Linked DNA regions of Mus musculus: region 2 is linked to region 1. Evidence: chromatin loops called from intact Hi-C (ENCODE). Cell type or tissue: left cerebral cortex. All regions are shown on one strand. Each heading gives the region's core, and the rest is flanking DNA. Links, peaks and the distances in the headings are about the cores only.

Evidence for each region. Hi-C counts contacts between places; a loop is a spot of excess contacts. Peaks named below come from ENCODE experiments on the same cell type or tissue, not always from the same donor. Only the 100,000 strongest peaks of a DNase experiment are listed, where the experiment ranks them.
Region 2: a loop joins it to region 1, with 4 times the contacts of the local background. A loop is called at or near these places in 9 of 42 quality-filtered maps.

What each region holds. Positions count from the first base shown.
Region 1 is chr1:133,488,543-133,500,713 of GRCm38, reverse strand. No RefSeq gene overlaps it. Among named protein-coding and RNA genes, the nearest start is that of Sox13, 70 kb to the right of the region's middle. RefSeq lists an enhancer at 6,653-8,845. In left cerebral cortex, for the core only: a CTCF peak has its summit at 7,769 (motif pointing right); DNase peaks (open chromatin) are centred at 7,278, 7,760 and 8,157; H3K4me3 peaks cover 1,029 bases; H3K27ac peaks cover 1,381 bases.
Region 2 is chr1:133,418,017-133,430,187 of GRCm38, reverse strand. It overlaps Sox13 (SRY (sex determining region Y)-box 13), which reads left to right and starts at 5,976. Exons shown (of 14, transcript NM_011439.2): 1 at 5,976-6,312. In left cerebral cortex, for the core only: a CTCF peak has its summit at 8,023; DNase peaks (open chromatin) are centred at 5,831 and 7,278; H3K4me3 peaks cover 2,910 bases; H3K27ac peaks cover 2,150 bases.

The sequences.
Region 1 (12,171 bases), core at 2,802-10,801:
CCCAGAGTAAATCCAAATGGGCCCGTCAATCACTGGAGCAGAAAAACACCCCTCAGGAAAGCTGTCTGTTACAGAGACTTTAGAAAATGGAATGGAGCCTGCCTGAACATGTAGGGCCAGACAATGGCTCCTCTGGCTATTGTCCCCTCACCTTTGAGTGGGTTTTACTATCTGTAATTCATCTTATCTATCTTTCCAGTGTGTCTTTCCTGAGTTCTTTGATGGACATCAGAAGAGCTAAAGAGACAGGACCAGCTAGCTCAACATTCCAGACGCAGTATGTTCTAGAAGCCAGCAGGTAGAGATGTCAATTTTAAAAAGTTATTTACTGAATCCAGGCTGGGTGGTTGGTGGCACACACCCATAATCCCAGCAGAAGGATCAAGAGTTCAAAGGCCAATTTTGGCTACTTAGTGATTTCAAGGCCAGCCTGGCTCTATGAAACTCTTTTGCAAAGCAAACAAATGGGGGTGGGGGTGTCTTTTCTGTTGTTTCTATTTTACCAGTGAAGAAACAAAGATTGTTGCATAGAATGAGGGTATGGAAGGCACTCGGGGCACCAAAGGGGGCACGAGGAATAGAAGAGTAAGGAAGAAGAGAAAGAGTAGGAAAGTGCAGGGATTGAACTCAGGGCCTTGTGCATAGCAGGCAAGCTCTCTACTACTGAGCTACACCACCAACTCGAGAGTCAAGAGCTCAGAGTTGCGGCAAAGTCAATGAACTTAGGTGTTCTTCCCTGTTCTGGCCAAGAACTTGGATCTCAGCAGGGTAGTAGATCTATACCTTATTTCTGGATGCCACTTTTTCTGGCTAGTTATTGTGATAGTAAATGAGAAATCAATTCACAGTAAGTACATCCAAAAGGAAATTTCTGAGAAGTATTTCAGAACATTTTTGGAAGTCAGTGCTGCCCAGAGAGACAGGAAACTGGTGGCTGACAAGTACCTGACTAAAGGAGCTCTTGCAGCAGGCTAGCCTCATCCTCCCCAAGGCAGGTCCTTTCTCCTTCTCTGTCCACTGCCTGCAGAGGGAGTACAGTTTGTTTGACTTTTCCTGGGGCAACTGTGAATAGACATCTGACTCACACAAGATCAGACACAGTGACAAATTAAATACAAATTCCACCCAACTTTAAATAGGTGAACCAAATTATTGATCTGGGTGACTTATAGAAGGATGGGTAAGAAATTACTCACTGGATCATGTATGACTCAAAGGCAGTTCCATCATTGGAAAACCTTTTTGAGCATGTGTGATGACTTATGAAAGCTGCATTCCCAGAGTTCCTCTGTAGAGCTTGCTGACAGCTTGGCTGGTCAACACCACCTCTCCTGAGCTGTCCTTAATACTCATATAACCATAGAGTAGAGTTTGGGTGGAGGAGGGGTGCTTGAGAATCTTTTAAGTTTCAGGAACTTCCTGGGACTTCTGAGTTTGCTTCCTGACTGAACCTTATAAGTTCACTTTACTTCCTGAGAATTACAGAACCTCTCTCTAGGATGGAATGTTTTAGTTTTGAGGAATTGCTACGCAACAAATAATTATCACTATGTATGTAGCCCAAATTAGCCTAAAGTTCAATCTTTCTGACTCAAACTCTCAAATGCTGGGATTATAGGCATAAACCACATACCTAGCTATAAAGGGTAGGTTTTAAAAAGAGAAAACCTGATTGGTTAGGTGGTGGAGTAAGTAAAGGACTTGCTTCTGAGCCTGACAACCAGAATTTGAACCCTGGAGCCCAGATTGTGAGAGGAGAAACAAATCCCCACGAGTTATCTTCTGATCTCCACATGTACCCTGTGGCATGCACACCCAGACCCATATACATTCATGTGCACAAAAAACAAAGTGTAATTTTTTTAAAGACAAAACCAACTAGAGTATGGTGACATGTGCTTCTACTCTCAGCGATGAGGAGGCAGAAGTGAGTGAGCCTTGTGGGTCCCAGGCCAGCCTGGTCTACATGGCAACTTCTAGGCCACACTCGGCCTTCATGCTCTCAGTATTGTTTGGCAATATTTCATTTGAAAGGTGAAGTTTTCCACCAAGTTGCATGACATTCTACCGTAGTCACACACAGTGAGGCACGAGACAGCTGTGTTCCATGGTGAATGTGTCTTGTTTCATCCCAGTAGCCCCCAAAATTCTATCTTCTCCTTCATTGGTCTCATGCATTAGCCATATCAGATTGATGCAATTACAACAAGCAATGAAGAGGTTTATCAGCCCTTCTGAGCAAATGCAAAAAATGTATGCTCAACTTCAAACAGCAGGATGAAGTGAGCCTATCATTCCCCACCACCACTTTTTTGTTTTTGCTTTGAGAACATAATGCCATATATTTCTCCTCACCAGAATTAGCAGCTATTAGCTGCCACTCTTTCTAGTCCCTTGCCTACTGGGGCAGATCAGATTACTGTCCAGAGTGATTCCTGTCCCTCAGAGAATTACATCACCTCTCCTATTGCTTCTGGCTTGGAAGACAAGTGTCCCTAATTGCGGGCGGCCCCCTGACTTGTTTGGAGGGCAAAAGACTTTTGTAGCTTCCTACCAGATGCTTAGCTTTACTGGGAAACAACCTCTTCCCAATAGAAATCTCTGTTTCTGCTTATGGTTTTAAAGAAAGAAAAGCTACAAAGCAGAGCCCTGGGCAGCCTGAAGCCCATCAGGAAGCTCAGCTTCCTGTGGGACTTCTATCTATCTATCTATCTATCTATCTATCTATCTATCTATCTATCTATCTATCTATTTTGTATTGATGATGCATCTCTGGGACTTGCACATGCTAAGCAAGAACTCTACCACTGAGCCACACACCATAGCCCAGTATTTCTTGCGTTTTCATTTGAGTTCTTATGCACATGTGTGTGTGTATAGGGACATGTGTGTGCAAGCAGAGGCTAGAAACCAACCCTGGGTGTTATTCCTTGGGAGCCATCTCCTTTGACTATTTTGTTTGTTTGAGACAGGGTCTCACTGTGTAGTCCTGGCTAGTCTGGAACTCTCAGAGATCTGCCTGTCTCTGCCTCCTGAGTACTGGGATTAAAGGCATGTGCCACCACCTCCAGCCACATTCATTCATTCATTCATTTGAGAGAGGGTCTCTCTCTCTGGAACCTGAGGCTCACCTATTAGGTTAGAATAGCTGGCCAGTGGACCTCCGGAATCTGCCTGTGTCTGCTTCCCCGATATTGAGATTACAAGCATGTGTTCTCTTGCTTGGCTTTTCTCCTGGGTGCTAAGGATGGAACTTAGGTCCTAGCTTACACACCAAGCGCTTCACAGGCTGAGCATCTTCCTGTCCCAGCACTATCTTCATAACAGCACACCCCGACAGGACCCTCTGTCCCATTCTGTAGCCCACATTCTCTCCTTTGGAGTTCCCCCTTCCAATGTTCAAACCCTTCCAATGGGAGTCGGGGGATAGTAATATTCCTGGATCCTTATCTGTCTTCGGGTATCATTTTTGGATTCTTACTCAGGCACAGAATCGTCCATTAATTTTTTTTCCTGCACTTTAGTATTGTATTCCATTGGTTTGAGTACCTGACATTCCATGTGAGGTTTTTTGTTTTGTTTTGTTTTTTCTTTCTTTTCAAGACAGGGTTTCTCTGTATAGCCCTGGCTGTCCTGAAACTCACTTTGTAGACCAGGCTAGCCTTGAACTCAGAAATCTGCCTGCCTCTGCCTCCTAAGTGCTGGGATTAAAGGTGTGCACCACCACTGCCCGGCATGAGGTTTGATTTTAATGTGACTATATCATCTGGGCAAATAATCTGCCTTCCTTCTTTGATAATTTCAAGGCTTCCCTTTCTTGTTTTCAAGTGTGGCTATGAATTTTCAAATCTGTTGTTCCTTTCCCTTTCTGTGCTTGACAGCTATGCCAGCATCTCAGCTTTCGTGATGTGAAGAAGGTTGACCATTTTGAATGACCCGTACTGTTGCGAATCACCCATTTTTTTATATCATGTTGCAAGAGTCCGATGCCTGTTGGGTCCTAGTAGAGTCTCCAGGGCTCTCTGGCCTAACTCTCTGTGATATTGATAAGCTCCCAGGGCTTTGTTTGTTGGTTGTCCTGTCTCCTTACTCCTCACCCCTCTTTGAGCCTCAGGCTGTTAGCTGCACATCATCTGCCTTAGTCAGTGTTCTATTGCTTTGAAGAGACACCATGACCACAGCAACTCTTATAAAGGAAAACATTTCACTGGGGATGGCTTACAGTTCCGAGGTTCAATCCATTACCATCATGGTGGGAAGCATGGTCACAGTCAGGCAGACGTGGTGCCAGAGATGGAGCTGACCTCCAGCTTTGCTGTCTCTGCTTCCTGACTGTGCAATGCAATGTGACCAGCCTCCTCAAACTCTTGCCAACATCCCTTCCTTGCTATGATGGCCCTCAGACTGTGAGCCAGAATAAACCTTTCTACAATATGCTTATGTCTGGGTACTTTTGCCAAGCAGCTGAGAAAAGAATGAATACTAGTTGTTAGCACTTTGTCTAGGCTCTGCCCCACAGTCATCTGGCAACAGCCAGGTGTGCCTGACTCACTATAAAAGGGGCTGCTTGCCCCCTCCTCTCTCTCTTGCCTTCTTGCTCCTGCTCTGCCTCCCTCCCCATTCCTGCTTTTCCTCTCTCCCCACTCCCTTTCCCCCTCTCTCCATGTACTCATGGCCAAACTCCATTCTCTCTTTCTCTCTCTCTCTTTTCCTTTCTCTGTCTCTACCCCCTCAACTCCCCTCCCCATGCCCTGAATAAACTCTATTCTATACGATGCCATGCCATCCTGTGGCTGGTTCCTCATGGAGAAGGGATGTCCTCAGCAAGGGCCCAAAGAGGCACCCCCTTCCCCCACACCTTACCACACACTCACCAAACATATTCCTTCTCTCCTGATCGTTTTATAAAACCCAAGATTGGGCCTCTTCTGCACTCTCCAGCCACCTCAGATGATGCCTTGGCACACAGCTGGTGCATTCTCTTGGGTCTCTGTCTCCAAGCTCAGCTATGACCTCACTTTCACAACTCACAGGAATATCCACTCGCTCTAGAAAATTATGGGACAGCCTTTTCTTTTTCCTACTAATTTAGTAAACAGAAAGAAATGTGTTCCCCTATCAATAAATATACACCATTGTAGCAATGCATTGTTGGATTCGTAAGAAAACACCAAATTAAAAGGTTTAATCTAATACATTTTTTTCCACTTCACATAAGAAAAAATAATTTGCTGGTCATGGTGGTCCACACGATTAATACCAGCACTTGGGAGTCAGAGGCAAATGGATCTGTGAGTTTAAGGTCAGCCTGGTCTGCAGAATGAGTTCCAGGACACCTAGGGAGGGATACACAGAGAAACCCTGTCTCAAACAAACAGAAAGAATGAAAGAATGAAAGGAAGGAAGGAAGGAAGGAAGGAAGGAAGGAAGGAAGGAAGAAAAAGAAAGAAAGAAAGAAAGAAAGAAAGAAAGAAAGAAAGAAAGAAAGAAAGAACAACTTTAGAGATCGATGACTTGACCTTAGATGATGGAACTCATACATTTATTTTTGTTTGGTCCTCCTTAATACAACACTTTGCAACTCCATGTTCCTCTGCTCACATAATGACTGCTCAGGCTCCAAATAATCATAAACCCATCCACATTCTCCACATGGAAAAGATACTCTTCCTCTCCCACTTACATCGGACTTGCCCTCTGTAGCTGTAAGAAAAACCTTTGTTCTCTTGAGCATTGCCTTTGCTTTCTAGGTTCCCTGGATTTGGGTTTTGGTGGTTACTGAGACAAGGTCTCACTAGATAGCACAGGCTGACCTCACACTCTGCATGTAGTCAAGGGTCAAGGCTAGTCTTGAATTCAATGATCTTCTTGCCTAGGCTTCTCGTGTGTGTGTGTGTGTGTGTGTGTGTGTGTGTGTGTGTGTGTGTGTGTGTGTGTGAAAGAGAGAGAGAGAGAGTCCATCACCGTGCCCAGTAGTATACTGCCTTCCCCACCACCTTTGAGACAAGGTTTCATGTAATCCAGGTTGGCTTTGAGATGGAGCCAAAAATGACCTTTAACTCCTAATGCTCCTCCTTCTACCTCCCAAGTGTTGGGATGATAGATGTGTGCTTCCAGGGTTTATTCGCTGCTGGGGACCGAGCCCAGAGCTTTGTGCACACTGGACTACTTTCCACCTCTGAGCCATGCTCCCCACCCCAGATGTTGCCTTACAACAGAGCTTCCGACCCGCTGTGGCCTCCACTACCAGCTCACTTCCCACTTCTCAACTTTGTTCTAGTTAGATGCTTTGATTTTCTTGGCCAGTGGCTATTTCCAGAGATCAAATCAGTAGCTGTAAAATGGATAAAACACTAAACATCAAAATCATTGACTATGTCAAACTTGAAATGCCATTGAAGACTTGGCAGGAGTGATTGTCAGTTAACTCAACTCTTCATTTCCTGGACTATGGAGTCCTAGCACTGGTCACCTGTAGTGAGCCCTATGGACAATGGGTCTGTCCCTGAGGAACTCCGGTTTCACTGATGTGTGGGCAGGGGACAAAGGGTATATGCCCAGTAGTTTCACACACAGGCCAGATTGGGCAGGGGGTGTCACACCCACATGTCTGAAGACACACACCATTTTGAGTTGTGGGGTGGGGAAGCTGATGAAGGGCCCAGAAATGGACTTAAGACCTCTGATGTGTCCCTGTATCCTTCCCATGTCCCCCTGCTTTAGGGTTTCCTGTATAAACTTTTGTATACGGCTCTCCTGGAAGTGCCAAGGGAGAGTCCAGCCACCATGCCCTCCCTGGTTCGACTGGGACTCTTACTGGCCACCAAGGTTACAACCCAGATTCCACTCCACCCCTGCCTTCAAAGTAGGCACGGGTACTTCGGGCTTCTTTTTTGCTGGAGTCTAAGAATCCTGCCAGTCATGGCTGGCGAAGTGAGGTAGGCACAGGACAAAGCAGGAATCAAAAGCAGTCTGGGATTTGAGAGGACCTGGCTGTCCTCTGGGCCTCTCCTAGTAGCTTCCCCTAACCCCAGACTGCACCCTCCCCTTCCTGTTCCCCTTCCTCCCCGAGCTCTGAGCAGCCAAGCTTAGCTTCCAGTCAGACTTTCCGGAAATCCCCTACCCAATTTCCATCTCCTGAAACAAAGACTCTCCAGAGGCTTTGCCCATTGTCCTTGGGACAGGAACAATGAAAGGGCGGAGTCGCCTCCGGCTGCGGGGCTGGCTCTAGTCCTGGCTGGTCTCCTGTTAAAGCATTGGCCAGAGCGCAGGGTCCCACACTTAGGGGCACAGCCTGCAGCCTTTCTTCTTCTAGCTGAACCTCTGAGTCTCAGGGCTGTAGCTGGACACCTGCCGTGCCTCCCGCAGGCTTAAAGTGGCCCCCGCTGCCTACTAAATCCCCTTCGTCCCAGGGGCTATTCTGCTCTTGCCCACCCCCAACTCAACGTCCAGTCCAGCTCCTCTGACCCTGGGGGGACCCGGCCCCTTCCCTACGGCTCGCCTTGCGGGGTCGGGTCACAGGAGGCCGGAGGATTCCAATGTGCAAATAAACACAAGTGGCTTTGATCAGGGCGACTGGCACAAGAAAAACGAGCGCCCTGGTCGCCAGAAAGGGGCGCTTGAAAGCGGGCTGAGGAAGAGCGCGGGGGAGCTCTATTCCTTTCGCTGCTCTGAAAACCTATTTTGTTTGAAAAAGAAAATAGGCGATCCTGGGAGAGGGCCCCCGCCAGGCATTTCAGACTTTCCCTGGAACCGAATATCCCATGAGTGGTTCTTTCTGTTCCCAGTAGGGGGTGGGCTGCCTGGACCCCACCCTCCCTGGAGGCCTCGCCTTTGGAACATCTCGGGTGCCCTAGGGAGAGACAGAGGCAGAAAGGAGCTGGGCTGGGGTGGGGTTGCAGGCTGGGAGGGGGCCGGGCCTATTGTCTCCCTGGGCACCAATCCACAGCCCCAGGCAGCTTAGAGAGGGCAGACAAAGGAGGGAATGGGAGGCACAAAGGGGCGCGGAATGAAACGGTAAGTAAAGGCAAACAAAAGTGAACCAGGGAGACAAAAGCTGGGAACAATATTCCCCAGGCAATAGGCTCTGGGAACAATAGGGACACTGACAGCCCCACAAAGACACCAGTGTCTCCAAGTAGACGTTATCTCAGGCAGTGGTTGGCAGCCCCGCTCTGGCTGCAGCTATTTTCAGTGCCGCTTTTGTGCCATGCTGAACAATATTCCTTGCATGGCTGCTGATAGAAAGATGAGAAGGTTTCTGTTTGATTCTCTCCTTCCTTCCCTCCTCCTCCCCCAGTTCCAGCCCTACCAGCTCCAAGGCACTGCAAGCCCAAGGCACTGGCCCCATCGGGGCTGTGTGCTTTGTGTGTGTGTGTGTGTGTGTGTGTGTGCTGGAGAAGACCCAGGCAGCAAGCCAAGAGGGTCTCTTGCAGCACTTCCGCCTGCCCTCCGACTGCCCAGGGCCACGGAGAGTGGAAGACAATGGAGAGTGGGAGATTAGGGCTGGGCAAGTAGAACTTGGGAAACCCAATTACCTAAAGTAGTGAACCCTTAAAGAGACCCACTTGGCATTCTTGGCCTCACTGTTGCTGGCTCTTCAGCAGAAAGGGGTCCCACCCTGCCACTCTGCTGCCTCCTCCTGTCGGTGATCCCCACCCACAGCTTCCTTCCCTTCTGTCCCTTAGCCTTGTGAGCTCCCAACCTCTCTTCCCAGCTACACCATAGCAAACCTAAGGGGTCAGCAAAGTCAACTCTAGTCTTAGGAAAGCATGGTTGTAGGATACTGGCCCCTCCTAGACCAGCCAGACTTTGCTCAAGACTGCCCAAGTCACATCCCACTGTGTTAGCCTCTCTGTGGTCAGAAACTCTGACCTGGAATTCTGACCCAGGCGCTCCTTTCTCATGGCTACTCTGCCAATGAAGAGAGTGACACAAGTCTCTTGGGATTCATTATGTATGGCTTCACTGTGGGCTTTAATGCAGCCTCACGTTACCTAACTGCTATGGATATTGTCATATTCAGGTCATTTTCTATGTGGCTCAACCCCTTTGAGGTCTCTAGCTTCCTACGACAACTTGCAACCAAACTATGGAGAAAGGCGCTGATAACAGGGTGTAGTGGGCCACACCTTTAATCCCAGCACTTGGGAGGCAGAGGCAAGTGGATCTCTGTGAGTTCAAGGCAGTCTGGCATACACACTGCGTTCTCGGACAACCAGGGAAAGAAAGAAAAGACAAAAGGGAAGGGACTGATAAAAACCTAAGAAACCAAAGGCTGTCATGAAGCTCTGCCATCAGAAGGTCCAGCTTTGTCAATGTGTTAGTGCCTGGGAGGCAGACGACACCTGTGCCTCTGCTGGCCAGCACCTGGCTTTGTGTTAAAACAGTGAGCACTCACGGAGGAGGGGCAGGACTGCAGTAGGTAGGAAACCAGAACTTCAGCTTAGCTGGTAGCTCGAATGCTGAGTCTGTGCTCTCAGCTCCAGCCTCTCCCTGTGAGAAAAAGGTACCCACAGGCTCCTCAGAAATGCCTTACCTGCATCTGCTCCCAAACCAACCCCTAAGACAAGAGCTCACCAAGAAGCCCAGCTGGACTCGAACTTGTCATTACTCTGCCTCAGTCCCCTGAATGCTGCCTATATAGGTTTATGCCACCACTCCTGGAAGGGATTTACATGTTAGCAAGATTCTCCTGTGACATAATTCCTGTGTACTGGGTGGCAATCTAGCAATTCGCTTCTATTTGTCATCTGACTAACACATACAGACACACACACACACACACACACACACACACACACACACACACACAGAGCATCTTTACACTCAAAGCGTGCTGTGGAAGGATAAACCCTGTTAGGACTTACCTCCTTGTATGAGCCTCTGATGATTGTTTTTGTTTTGTTTTGTTTTGTTTTTGGTTTGGTTTGGTTTGGTTTTTTTGAGACAGGGTTTCTCTGTGTAGCCCTGGCTGTCCTGGCACTCACTCTGTAGATCAGGCTGGCCTCGAACTCGAGCTCAGAAATTCGCCCGCCTCTGTCCCCCAAGTGCTGGGATTAAAGATGTGCGCAACCATGCCCGGCTGATGGTTGATTTTTAATGTGTTGTCAACTTGACTGGGACAGGAAGTGCCTAAACACTTGGTCAAACACTATTCTGGATGTGTTATTAGAAGAGATTAACACATCACTTAGAAGGCTGAGGGAAGGTTGGGGGGAGTGGTCGGCAATGAAGTACCTGCCAAGGACACAGAGACCAAATAACAGAAATAAAAACCATGATTGAATGACGGTGACTGCAGGAGTGGACCTCACTGACTAAAAACTTGAAGAGAACAAAGGACTGAGAAGGAGGGTCCTCCTACTAGGGTCCTCCCACCAACTCCCACCAGCACACCATACTGGCTGCATCACCTGCCTTTGCACTTTAACTCACTGGTTCTCAGTCCTCAAACTTTTGACCATTGGACCTGACTTCACAGATTTGTCTCTTCTGCTACTCTGGCCTTGAGACTAAAACTAGAGCCACACCATTGCTTTTCTAGGTCTATAGCTTGCTGACAGAGATTTTAGGCACCCGTCCCTCCCCCTTGGTTCCGGATACTGAACCCATTCCTCTCTCTTATGTACACACCCACACCCCACTGGCTACAGTTTTTGGTGCAAAGAAATAGGGTGCTACTTCATGAATGAATACTTCAATGTGTATTTTCTTTTGTTTTTTTCTTTTCTTTTTAACAAAAAGACATTTTCTTTTTTCCTCTTCTTCTTCTTCTTCTTCTCCTTCTCCTCCTCTTCCTCTTCCTCCTCCTCCTCCTCCTTCTTCTTCTTCTCTATAAAAATTCATTTATTTTATTTATATGAGTATACTGTAGCTGTCTTCAGACACAGAAGAAGGCATCAGATCCTATTACAGATGGTTGTGAGCCACCATATGGTTGCTGGGAATTGAACTCAGGACCTCTGGAAGAACAGTCAGTGCTCTTAATCTCTGAGCCATCTCTCTAGCCCCCTTTTGGTTTTTCAAGACAGGGTTTTTCTGTGTAACAAGAGCCCAGGATGTCTGAACTCATTTTATAGACCAAGCTGGCCTCCAACTCACAGAGATCCTCCTGTTTCTGCTTCCTGAGTAAGGGAATTAAAGGCATGTGTTAGCAAGCTTGCCAAGTGTGTTTTCTTGTTGTTATTTTTGTTTTGTTTTGTTTTGTTTTGTTTTGTTTTTGTTTTTGAAATAGGGTTTCACTCTGTAGTCTTGGTTATCCTGGAATTCACTGTGTAGACCAAGCTAGCCTCAAAGTCATAAAGATCTGCCCGTCTCTGTCTCCCAAGTGTTGGGATTAAAGGTGTGCTTCAGACAAGGGACGATTCAAAAAACTTAAGAACAGTAACACATGTTTATAATTCCAGTTTAGGAGCAGAGGCAGGAAGATCATGAGTTCAAGACCAGGTTGGGCTATTTAGTGTGGTGATAAGAGAGCTTGCCTTCATGTGGCCCTGGGTACATGATGCCCTGGATTTTACCCTTAGGCTTGCATAAACAAGCCATGGTGGCATGATGGCATACGCTCAGGAGATGGAGACAGAAAGACAAGAAGTCTGAGGTTAACCTCAACTATGTGGTGAGTTCAAGGCTAGCCTGAGCTACAAGTCTAGTCTTAAGGGGGAAAAAAGAAGAAGGAGAAGGAGGAGTTGGAGGAGGAGGAGGAGGAGGAGGAGGAGGAGGAGGAGGAGGAGGAGGAGGAGGAGAAGAAGAGGAGGAGGAGGAAGAGGAGGAGGAGAGGGCTAGGCTGGAAACACAGTTCAGCTATTAAGAACAGGCACTGTGCAGAGGCAGGTGGATTTCTGAGTTCGAGGCCAGCCTGGTCTACAGAGTGAGTTGCAGGACAGCCAGGGCTACACAGAGAAACCCTGTCTCAAAAATCCAAAAAAAAAAAAAAAAAAAAAAAAAAAAAAAAACAGGCACTGTTCTTCTACAGGACCCAGGTTAGATTGCCAGCACCACATGGCAAGCTCCCAACTGTTAGAAATGCCAGTCCTAGGGGATCCAACTCTGCTGGCCTCCACAGGCACTACACGGATGTGGTACAAACTTAAATTCATAGAAATAAATAATAATAATAAGTAAAAGATTAAAGAGGGCATCAGAGCTACCTTCTTGATGTCCAGGGTG
Region 2 (12,171 bases), core at 2,685-10,684, 70 kb after region 1:
ATCTCAGGTAGGGACCATGTGGAGAAAGAAGGACAGGAGAAAAGAAGGAGTTCACCATGAGGCAGGATGCACCATGAAGGTGAACCATAAGGACGGGCCATGAAGGTAAACCATAAGGATGGACCATGAGCATGTGGCCAAGAGAAGCTTGCCCTGAGGACACACATGAAACAGAACCATATTTAGAGGGCAAGTAATGGAACATTTATCTGATTATTAGTAGCCTAGCTGTATGAAAATAGCTCAGAACCTGATCAACATAGTGCCAACAGCTTGTTAATAAAATCTGATGTTTCTTTGTTTATTCAGGAGCTAAACAGGTTAGAGAGGAGCAGAAACCCTCTGTAGGTATTTGAGAGCAAAAGGTATAGCAACCCCCTCCCCCAATAATCCTACAATATTTGGCGCCCAATATGGGACGCCATTCCAGCAGTGCCACCAAAATATTGTAAGGAAAAGAGCCTTTTATTAGACTAATGGTAAGATGCAGAAATAGTTTCTTGTGCAATGTATGGAAGCTTCATCTGTCAATAAAAAGGCTTATGGCTGAGGCAGGATTAGAAGGTGGGACATCTGATAGAGAGAGATAGGATTTGGAGAAATCGTCAGGTGCGAAGATTTGCCTGAGCGCACTGGAGGAGACAGTCACATGAAACCGAGGACCAGGTAACCAACCTCATGGCACTCATAGAATAGAATAAATGGGTAATTAAGTTATGAGCTAGGCAGAGAACAATTATTGTTTGGTCTAGGCAATTATTCATAATGATTCAGTCTTAGAGCCGTTATTTCAGGTTAGGGTTAGGGTTAGGGGGAGGATGATAAAACTTTCAGTTATATCAGATGATGACAAGGAGTCTGATCTATAAAAGATGAAGTTTGGGGAAGCTCTGGTAAGAATAAATGTCTAGGGTTTGAAGTCAGTCATTTAGTCATCTTCCCATATGGCCCTCTGGTTGAGATTAAACATACATTGAGACATAACTGGATAGGATTAAAAGACACAAAGAGAGCTGGTAATAGTGGTATACACCTTTGATCCCGTCATTCAGGAGGTGGAGGCAGGAAGATCTCTGTAAGTTTGAGGCCAGCCTGGTCTATATAGCAAACTCCAGGAGTCCATAGAAATATCCTCTCTCAAAAATAAAGAAATAAGGAGAGAGAGAGAGAGAGAGAGAGAGAGAGAGAGAGAGAGAGAGAGAGAAAGAAAGAAAGAAAGAAAGGAAGAAAGGAAGGAAGGAAGAAGGAAAGAAAGAAGGAAGGAATAGAAGGCGTGAGAAGGGGAGATTAAGTCAGTTTTCATAGTAAAACAATTATTGAAAAAGGTGACATTTTATACAGTCAATTTTCAGGTCAATTATTTTCAAAAACTTACCGAAGCAAATAATGAAGTTACTTACCAGTTTGAGTGTTATCTTCTGGGACAAATATCAAAGTCAAGTGGAGGTAAGCAGGTGGCCGCAGAAGCAGGGAGACTGCTGGTTTATCCCTGCTAGGATGGGAAGGTGATAACAGAGAAATGGATGGGCTGGGATAGGTTTTTGGAGGAAGAACAATGCCACTCACTAAATCTGTGAGATGGGAAGACAGGAAGAAGGCAGGATGGTGGTTAGGTATTTGCCTTGAATCACACTGGGTGGGCTGTGGTACCATTAGTTGGTGTGGTGGCTATTGTCAACTTTACTACATCTAGAATGAACTATAATTCAGAAATGGAGGGCATACATGTGATCCAGATCTTGACATGGAATGACACATACTTTTGATCCAGATCATGAGGCATAGTGGCTATGAAAAGCTTAGGCTCAGGTAATGTAATATACACCTTTAATCCCAGGAGACAGAGGCAAACAGATTTGAGTTCAAGGCCAGCCTGGGATATCAAGTTCCAAATCCAAGTGTGGTGGTACACACTTTTTATGGGCCATATCTTCTGCTGGGAGCCTACATAAGAACAATTTTAAAAAATGAAGGGTTCATTTTTCTTTGCCTGCTTGCACTTACTGCCAGCACATCTGTTGGAACCTACTTCTTCAGGATTCCAGCTTTTACAGAAGACCAGCTGAAACACGTAGACTTGTGGGACTGAGCAAGTACTAGATTCTTGGACTTCCCATTCACAGCTGACCATTGTTGTGTTAGTTGGACTGAAGCCTGTAAGTCATTCCAATAATTTCCTTTAATATATAGAGGCATTCCATAACTTCTGTGATTCTAGATAACCCAAATATAATAGGTCTGTGGTGGTGGTAGAGTCAGTCTCTCTCTCTCTCTCTCTCTCTCTCTCTCTTCCCCGTGGTGTGTGTGTGTGTGTGTGTGTGTGTGTGTGTGTGTGTGTGTGAGAGAGAGAGAGAGAGAGAGAGAGAGAGAGAGATTGTCCTAGGAGGAGTTAGTAATCCTAGTTACTCTGATTATGAGGGAAAAGAGTCATGCATTCAAGGCCAGCCTGGGTAACTTAGTGTGACTTTGTCTCAAAATTAAAAACAAATACAAAAAAGGAATATAGTTAAGTAAGGGCAACTTTTGCTTGCCTAGCACACAAAAGCTTCTAAACCGTTTAATCACAGGTGGTGTGGAGAGGTTAGGTGAGTCATTGATACATTGTAATGTCGGGAATGAGTGAAAGGAACTTGTCCTAAGCACTGCCATTTTGTTTTTAGACTCCATTTTAATCATACAGTGAAACTAAGTTAAAGTTCCCAGGCCCTAGGAAAGCTGAGGACTTTCTAATAGCTGACCACTTTCCATTATTCATCTTTTACTCCCCCAAACATAATGACTGCTCCTAACTACAAAAGAACAAACAGACTTAATTGGTTGAACTGTAAAACCTACATTCTGCATTGGTTGACACAGACCAATCACATAAAGAAAACTCCATCCCTAAATCCTCATTGGTTGAAAAACGTAACTGTAACTCTGCTCAGATGTTTGTGGGTTTTCAGGCTTAAAAAGCTCTGAAGCATTGTGGCTCAGGGTCACAGTTCAGCTCCCCGAGTCAGTAGTGGCTTGATTTCAATTCATTTTTGTCACGTGGATTGACCTGGTGTTTGAGTTTGGACCCAATAACAGTACTCAACATTTTGAAAACAGATAAAATTTTGTCTTGGGGGGCTGGAGGTGTGGCTCAGTTGGTAGAGTGCTGCAATAGCATGCAGGAGGAACCTAGTTTCCATCCCCAGCCCCGCACAAACCTTCCCATGTTGTGATCCTCTTCTAATCTCAGCACTTGGGAGGCAGAAGCAGGAGTTCCAGAAATTCAAGTTCGGCCTATAGAGTTTGGGGATAACCTGGGCTATATGAGCCCTTGTCTCAAAATATTTTTTTTTCATCTTAGGATAGAAGGTAGACAGGCAGGAAAGTGGGGCATGGGAGAACACCTCAGAAGAACAGGCCCCTCGAGATGGTGCTTAGGGAAGACATAAACAAGGGAGGCTGAGAAAGAACATGCTGCAAGGCTGGAGAATATTCTGGAGTGTGGGGGTGCAGAATGAGTATTACAAGGTATGCATTTGATATTAGAGGTATACATTTGATGGTGTGGTCATAAGAAAGACCTAGCATCCTTCATTAGTTTCCTCCCTCCACTTACTGTCTCTAGCTGCCCACCCCCCACATCTAAAATGATGCCAAGGATACTGGTGCCACAAAGTCAGTAAGGTGGCACCAGACATTTTATGGGAAAACAGTGCCATGTCAGCAGCAGACACTTCATAGCTTAATTTGGTGGCAGTGACTGGGAGGGCTGTGTTAGAAATGAACTGCCAGGCGGTGAGTGATGGAGACAGGAGCATGCACTTCTAGGCTCCCTGTTGTTGTTTTTAGAGATGCCAAGGTTTTTATTTTGTCTTAACTTATTATGCTGTTATTATTGTTGATGATGATGATGACAGTGTCTCACTATGTAGATCAGGCTACTTCCAAACTCATAGAGATCTACCTGCCTCTGCTTCCTGAGGCTGGGGTTAAAGGAGAGTAACTGCACACCCAGTTCAAACTCCATTCTTGTCTGTCTCCATCTGCTGTAGCTAATGGCAGGGACAGGGAGGGGCCCACAGAGAAGTGCACCACTGAAGCTGACCAGGGGCCAGAGGGAAACCACAAGATATGGGTGCACAGACATGCTGTCTGGGAGGAGAGAAAGAAGGTGGCCCTTGGATAATTCTTTCCTGGCTTCTGAAATGATCCCACCCAGTCTCCCTAAAACCATACCCTCAACAGTTACCATTGGCCTTTCCCATCTGCTTTCCCACACTCTAGCCCTACCTTGGCTCAGGTCTTCATCCTTCCTTCTGAAGCTCCTCATTGGCCAACCTCTGTACCTCAGCTACACTGATTGCACCAGAGCCCTGCTTAGAACCCCTTTCTTTGTAAAGAGCTAACTGATAAACACGAATGTATTATGGGCCTCCTCTTTGCCAAGTCCCATCTAGACACATAGGATCTAACCATGAACAAGAGGCACATCCCTCCCTGTCCCAAAGAGTTTACCATCTCAATGTCACAGTGTAGACAGGCAAATGACCTGTGGGGTTCTCAGAGCCCATGGATGGAGCTCCTGGCCATGATTTGATCCTCAAAGATTGCCTGAGAAGCTGGTACCAGACAGAGACCCAAAAGACAGAAGACTATGGAAGAGTTGTCACCCAGGCAGGGAAGCAGGGACTGATGAAATGCATGCATCCTGTGGAAGCTTCCTGCTTGGCCACCACTCGAGAGGGAGAGGGTCATACAGTCCCACAATGGGCGTTCCTTCAACCAGCCCTGCTCCCACAGGTCTTCAAGACGTACTTCAAACTGTGGCCTTTCTAAGGAGACTCTGATCCAAGTCCCCATAGCTTAGCATCCTTGGTAGACCCTATGGCTCTAGCACTTTGTAGAATTAGAGTCTTCACAACATGGGAATCCAGAAAGGGCTGCCACTGTGTCATTCATCTTGGTGATCCCTGGCATCTGCTTGGGTCAGGTTTGGTGTAGACATTTAATAGATGGGCCGAATGAGGAGAAACCCTTCTTCAAACAAACCTTCCTCCTAAACGGGGCAGGAAGAAAGGAAGGACTTGTTGGAGAAATTCTAAAAAGGACAGGGCTAGGGAGTGGCTAGACATTAGGAAGCTGTCAGAGATCTGATCGCATCAAAGCAGGTCTCTCCTTGCCCTCAGGTTGGTTTCAAATTGAGATCCTCCTGCCTCAGCTTCCCAGGTATTATAGGCATGAGCCACTCCCAGCTCCAAGGGCAGTTCTCAAGGAGCATGCCTTTAATCCTAGCACCCTGGAGGCAGAGCCAAGCAGGTTTCTGTGAGTTCGAGGCCAGTCTGATTTACCAGTGAGAAAAATAAAGTTCAATCTCGGGTCTCTGGAGGAGGCTGTGAACTGGACTTGTTAAAAGGAATGAAAATTCCCCATAGTAACTCTCAAACCTGGGTCGAGGGGACTAGGCAGAATTCACCTTCCTCCCCCTATTTTCTCTATCCAGTGGGTCACTACATCTCCACAGGTCTCACTCTGGAGAACCTCTGCTGTCCCCTTCCCAGCACAGGTCTCCAGCTGTTGAGGCCTGGCTGGACCAGCTGCTGGGAGGAGGAGGAGGAGGAGGAGGAGGAGGAGGAGGAGGAGGAGGAGGAGGAGGAGGAGGAGGAGGAGGAGGAGGAGGAGGAAGCTCTGTCCCTCCCTCCTCCATCTCCACACCCTCCCTCCTCCCCCGCCCGCTCGCGCCCTCCCTCCCTCCCTCCCTCTTTCTCCTCGGAGGCTGTCGGAGTGGCTTTCGCAGAAGCGAGCGGCGAGCGCCCTGCTCCAGTCCCGCCTGGGAACTGAAGTGTACGAGCGCGGCTCCTGGAAGCCGAGCTCCGGAGCGGCCGGCGGAGGTCGAAGGCCGAGGCGGCGCGCTCAGCTTCGGAGGCCCTGGCTTTGGACCCAGCGGGCTCGGAGCTGCGCGGAGGAGCAGAGCGCACTGCCCGCCGGCCTGGCGGGCGCAGCGGCCGCGAGTCCGGGAGCCGGACTGCGGAAGGGAACACGGCGGCGGCCAGCCGGGGGCAGAGGGCAGAGTGCCGAGCGGCCTGGCTCGGAGGAGGGCGCCGCCCGACCCGTCCTCAGCTCGGCGACCGTGGCCAGCGGAGCCCGGCGGGCCGCGGGTCCTGAGCGCTTCCAGCCCACGGCGGGGGGCGTGCCTCCGCCCGGCCGCGCCGCCCCGGCCCGCTGCCCGCCGCGTTGCCGGGGCATGTGAGCGGGAAGGCCAGGCTGCTGGCTGCCGGGACGCACTGAGCAGAAGCCGGAGCGCGGAGTTGCGACCCCGGGCCCGCGCCCGACCGATTAGTAAGTGCGCCCCTTCGCGCCGCGCGCCCCATCACCCCAGCCTCGCGAAGTTTGACACGCGCGCCCCCGCGTTCCTAGGGACACGCTGGCTCTCTGCCGCGCGACTTTCCATCTTGGGCAAAGTTTTTGCCAGGCGGAGCCGATCCTACCAGACCCCTCACAACGCCGGCCGGTGGCGCCGCGCTGATCCCGCGTCCTTTTGGAGGGCAGTGGCTACAGGCCGTTGGGGGTGGCGTGCGCGCGCCACGCGAGCCGGGCTTCGGGGGTCCTCTACCCGCCCGCCCTTTGCGACCCGCCGGCCTTAGGTCTTTCGCCCCAGCCTGACCAACGCTCCCAGTTTAAGCACTCCCAGCCTGAGCTTAGATGTCCCCGTGCGAGCCCCACGTGGGGCTCGGGTACCCGCAACGCGGAGCTCCGGTCCCGGGGTGCATTGGGCAGCCGGGGTTCAGCGCGCGCCCTTCCCACGGCTCCGGTTCATTCCCCGCGGACCAGCCGGGCGCCGCCTCCCATTTTTTCAGCCCTTGCTGCTCTTCACTCCAGCCTGCCCCTTGCCACCCCTGCGTCCCACGGTGGAGTGTCGGAGAAGCGCCTTTCAGCCCCTTTCACTGTAGAAATAAATTGATCACAGGACTGATGGGATGGGGGTGGGGGGTGGTCGCGTAGTCCCAGCGGTTCGCCATTGTTTTCCCATCCCACGTTCGGTACGTAAACACACACTCACGCGAGTGTGTGTGTGTGTGCGTGCGTGTGTTTGCACGCGCCAGCTGCGGCTGCTCAGATTCCCCAGGAGCTCTAGGGTCGCCCGCGGGATCTCCCCGCAACCAACCTACATGTCCTGGCAGGAGGTGCCTCATTACTTGAAGCTGGGGGGGGAAAGGCACGGAGAGTGGGAGCTGTCCCAGAGTCCTTGGCGAGGCCGGGGGTCCGGCTTGGGCTGGACGTGAATTTTGAACTTCAGCCTTGGATCATTCCGGGAGGACCCCGGGCGCTTGAGCGGTGGCTCTAGCCTGGGAGGGTCCCCAGCAGCTGGCGCTCTTGGCAGCATCTCCGTGACAAGAGCTTAGAGGAAACTGAGGAGTTTTCCTGGGAAGTTTGCTTTAGCTCTGTGGGAATTTCCGGGCCCGGCGCCTTAGCGCTGGCGCTGGCAGAGGGGTCTGACCTAAGGCAGTCAGTCAGTGATGCTGCCACTCCGAGCAAGGTTCCCAGAGACCCTGTTTCCAACTTCTTGATGCGGTAGGAAGTCCCTCACTGTGTGCTAGATTCAACACACTTGGGTCTTGTTCTTGACCGAGATGGGTCGCTTGATCCTGGCGATGTCCAAACATCGCCTGTACTTTCTCAGTTTAAAAAAAGGGCGGATCTGTGCTTCTATCTTTGAAGCTGGTGTATGTTGATGGTTTGAAGGATGCTGGTTTGGAAGGCCTGTACCACGGAACGCCAGATAGCCTTGTAGTTAGAACCAGGAAGCTAAGCTGGAGTTGTACAGTAGTGCAGCCGCTGGTGGTGCCACCGAAGGCAATTTGACCCACCTCCCTTGCTCAGGTTACTTATCTGTATAGTGAGGTTAAATTCTGACAGTGGCCACCTCGTGGGGGTGGTCTTAAGGATGAAAAGTCTAAAGGCAATCTCAGCGCCATGCGGCACAAAGTAAATAAATGCTCGGCAACTGTTAGCTTTTGTTGTCGGGATGTAACTTAGTGGAAGAGCTCTAGCTCAACATGCAGGAAATCTTGGGTACTGTATTCAGTGTGTGCATTTGGGAAGTTAGCTGTTGTTTCTTATTACTAATCATATTTACGTCTATTATTGTTGTTACTATTAGTTTGTTTTCCAATACAGGGTCTCTGCGTAGCTCTGGCCGCTCTGGGACTTGTTTTGTAGACCAGGCTGGCCTCGAACTCAGATTCTTCTGCCTCTGTCTCCTGAGTGCTGGGATTAAAGGCACAGACACCATGCCCAGCTAGCTATTGTCCTTACTGTAATAACAGTATTATCAAGCCCAGGGCCTAGTTCATACTGGGGAAGTGACTACCACGGAGCAGTATCTCCAACCTGGGCCATTATAATTTAAAGGACCGTGTATAGAGCCCACAATCTTTGTGATTGTGTCCGTTTGATCGATTTTAGTAATTATCACTTATGGGGAGGAAGTGACCTCACTCTCCTTCCTACCTCTTCTGGATTCTGATCTACCCAAACTTACCTTCTTGTTACTTACCTGCTTCAACCTTTTTGAGTACTTTTTTCCTTCCTTCTTCCCTTCCTTCTTTCCTCTTAAAAATTAATCTTCACACCATGTAGCATTCTCCCTGGAAACAGCCCCAGGAAGGAAATGTCTTTGAAAGGGTATTCCCTGGACACCCTGGTCTGTGCTGCAGACCCAGGATTGGATGTGCATTTGTGTCTCAGAGAACTGGGTGGATTTTCACTAAGAGGATCCCAGGTGTCTGGGGCTCAGGGGAAGTCAGGTGGGCCAGGCAGACTGCCTGCCCTAGAGGGTTCTGTTCCCAGGGTAGGATCTGTTTCCTGTTGCTGGGGCTCACTTGAGAACCTAGCCTAGCTAGCCTGGCTGCCAAGCATACTGCATCTGAGACTTAGATAAATGAGAGCTGTCACCTCCAACTTTACAGTGACAGTTGGAGAGGCTACTCGGAATGTAGGGGAGACACAGGTTCTTGTCTTTATTGCGGCATAGCACAGGGAGGGGAGATCCAGGGGCACCCCTTTCTTCCTTCCCTGACCTTCTGACCCTTACCAGGCATGGGGGCTGGGGGTGGGTGGCCAGTGTGGGAAAACTTGGTGTTGGGAAGGTCCTGCAAGTAGGCGGTTTGCAGATGCAAAGTTTAAAACATCTGCTTCATTCCTTAACAGAAACTTGTGGAAGGAATATGCCAATCTCCTGCCGGGCCTGGGCTAGACAGTGTGATAGTAGGTGGACAAGTGGATTGCCTACCTGTTGTAGAGCGGCTGCTTTCTAATGGGGGTCCCGACCATTAGAGTACCAGACCATGAGAAAAAATACCCAATGTGGGGAGGTAGAGCACAGGGCAGAGGACTTGTTGGGAGGCCAGTGAAGACTGCCCTGGGAAGAACTCAGGATAGCATAGGCCTGAAGACAGAAGGATCCAGCTGCACACAGCTGGGAAGAGGAGCATTCCAGGCTGAGGCACCAGCAGATGCTCTCCTCCTCCCAGGTCAGAACCAAGTATGCGGCTTGGTGGTTGGAAAAGAGCCTGTAGGATCAGGAGGGTCAGAGCCTGGCTGGTGGCACCTGGTAGAGTGACTGGGGGTTGGGGTGGGCTGCATTTTACTGTCAGCTCCACAGGAAGCCGTTGGAGAGTAGAGTGATTTATGATTTTTTTAAGATGATTTGATACCAAAGAAAGTGATCCCGATTGCCCCAGGGCAGGAAATGATGGCTGAGGGAGGAGAGATTGTGTTTTTTTGTTGTTTATTTTGTTCTTTGTAAATTTAGTACATGTGCACACATATCAACAATGCCCCAACCCCCAAAATACTTTTAACAGAACACCTTAAAACCTGGAGAAAGTACAGGAAAAGCTGATATGTGTCCACACACTGATACATGTATGATACAATCTGGTGCAGTTAGATGTGTACATGTAGAAGGTTTTTTATGTTTGTTTAAAAATTTTTAATTACACTTATTTATTTAGTGTTTGTGTGTTAGTGGTAGGGACTTGTGGCACTGTATTTGTGTGGAGGTCAAAGAAAGAGATGGCCTCCACTTTACATATGTCCACATGGAGACATACTTGTAGGGAGGGGAGCATGGAACATGTGGAGTTCAGGAGAAACCAGAGGGGAGGGGTGTGTGTGTGTGTATAATTCAGAAGCACCAGGACCAGGAATCATGAAGAGATGTTGCCAACCTCAGGTCCACCCTGCAGCCTTATTTGCACATGGGAAGTAGCCCAACAGGGTCTTTTTGCTTTATAAACAAAGAAACAAAGAAACAAACAAATAAAAACAGATTTGGGAACTGTGTGTCGTATGAGAAGGACTTAGGTAGAGCAGATGTCCTGTTTCTGGTCCATGAGGTGAGACAACGGCCCAGAGAAGATCTGTCTCTTAGAGCTGCTGAGGCCCCTGGGCTGTAAGGCTGCTAGGTAGCTGTTGGTAGCTGCATGTGCTCCTCCTGGACACCCATGGGTCTTGCCCTTGAGGGCTCACACACTAAGGTTTTCTCTGGAGGTTTGGGGTGGCCTTTCTTGAGCTACCTTAGGTGTGCTTTCAGGAAGCTAATGCCGTGGTAAGGGGAATCCACACCCCTGTCCTGCACCCCTCTCCTCAGTACATTGATGGGTGAAGCTGAGTGTTTGCAAAGGCCTCTGTGCAGGGAGGGCTGCCACCTTGAATGGGAGTTATTTTCCTTTTGCTTAGGAGGGCCTGTTTCTGCCTGCACTTGCTGCCATTCCTACCCTTTGCTAGTCCCCTTCCTAAAATGCCCTGGGTTGCTGTCAGAACTCCTGTCACCAGATGAAGAACTAGCACCTACAGTCTCCCTGATGCAGGCAGCAGGCATGATCTGAATGCTGCTCCTTCTCTGTTGACCTTCGTGCTCCCAAAGACCTATCTTAGAGATTCATTATTTGCCATTTGGGCAAGGCCACCTCCACCCTCTGCCACTGTCCCTGAAGGGGATGTGTATCACCATGCTTTCTTACAATACAGATGCATCCTACATGACCCTGTTCTATGCCAACGAGACCCTGTTCCTCTGGACTTCTGGCCCTCATGACCCAGGCTTGGTACGAGGCTTTCCCAGTTTTAAGAAGACCTCTCTGCTTTGGTGGCTTTGGGTTGGCTTGGGGACCCCTAGGACTGTCGGGCTGTGATACTGTCAAGGACCCCAAGTCCCAGAGAAAGTGCTAGGTTGTAATCAGACCTATAGGCTGCGAGGGCAGGAGGGCAGGAGGGGAGGAAGTGGCTCCTTTCCCTGCTTCCATTCAAAAGCCAGCCACAGCTAAAGCTATGTAGTGTGTGGCCTGGTACCAGACCAGTTAGAAGAGTTCCAGATACTGAAGGGGCAGAAGCTTATGGGATACAAGACTAGGGAGAAGTGGGGACAATGTCTGCTGCCTTTTTCCTAAGTCATATTATCCAGCTAGGCCCTTCTGGTCTCTGAGAAGCTGCAAACCTGGCATTGGGAACCACAGAGAGAAACCCACATCCCACTCCCACTGGCCTTAGCAGTAAGCCTGGTAAACTGCCCGTGGGGATGGGGCAGGGATTGGAAAGGAGCATTGGGCTCTCCCTCTACGTTGCCCCTCTCCCGTGCTTTGTAAGGACAGGTCCTAGGTAAGGTTTCAGTGTTCTGGCTTGAAAGAAGAAAGGGAAGGGGCAGTCCAGGGCTCTCCGCTGGCGCCTGGCCCCTGGTGTTTGGGTCTGGAGTCCCCGCCAGGCCTGGCTCCCTGGGGACCCGCCCCAAGGCGGCCGGCCTGTCCTCCTAGCACCCCGCCTCCTGCCTGCGGAACCGGCCGGGCGGAGAACCGGTTCCTGTGGGCCGCCCCGCCCCTCGAGAGGACAAGGGGTCGGCGCCTGCGCGGAGTTGGGTCGAGGCAGGTGCCTTGGGGTCCAGGTGTGACCAGTGAAGGGGGCAGCTGATGTGGGGGCTCCCTTTGTCCCGATAGGCCCGGGGCACCGCAGGGAGAGCGGGAAGCCCCAGTATCCCGGTGGCCCTTCTGAGGCCCGCGGCCATTGCTGACTTCTTCCTTTTTTTTAAAGTTGTGGTTCATTTTATCTTTTTTTCTGTGCTGGGGAAGGACCCCAGTGCCTTGCTTGACCATGCTAGGCATAGCACTGAGCCACAGTGTCTAAAAGTAGCATTAGAAGTGT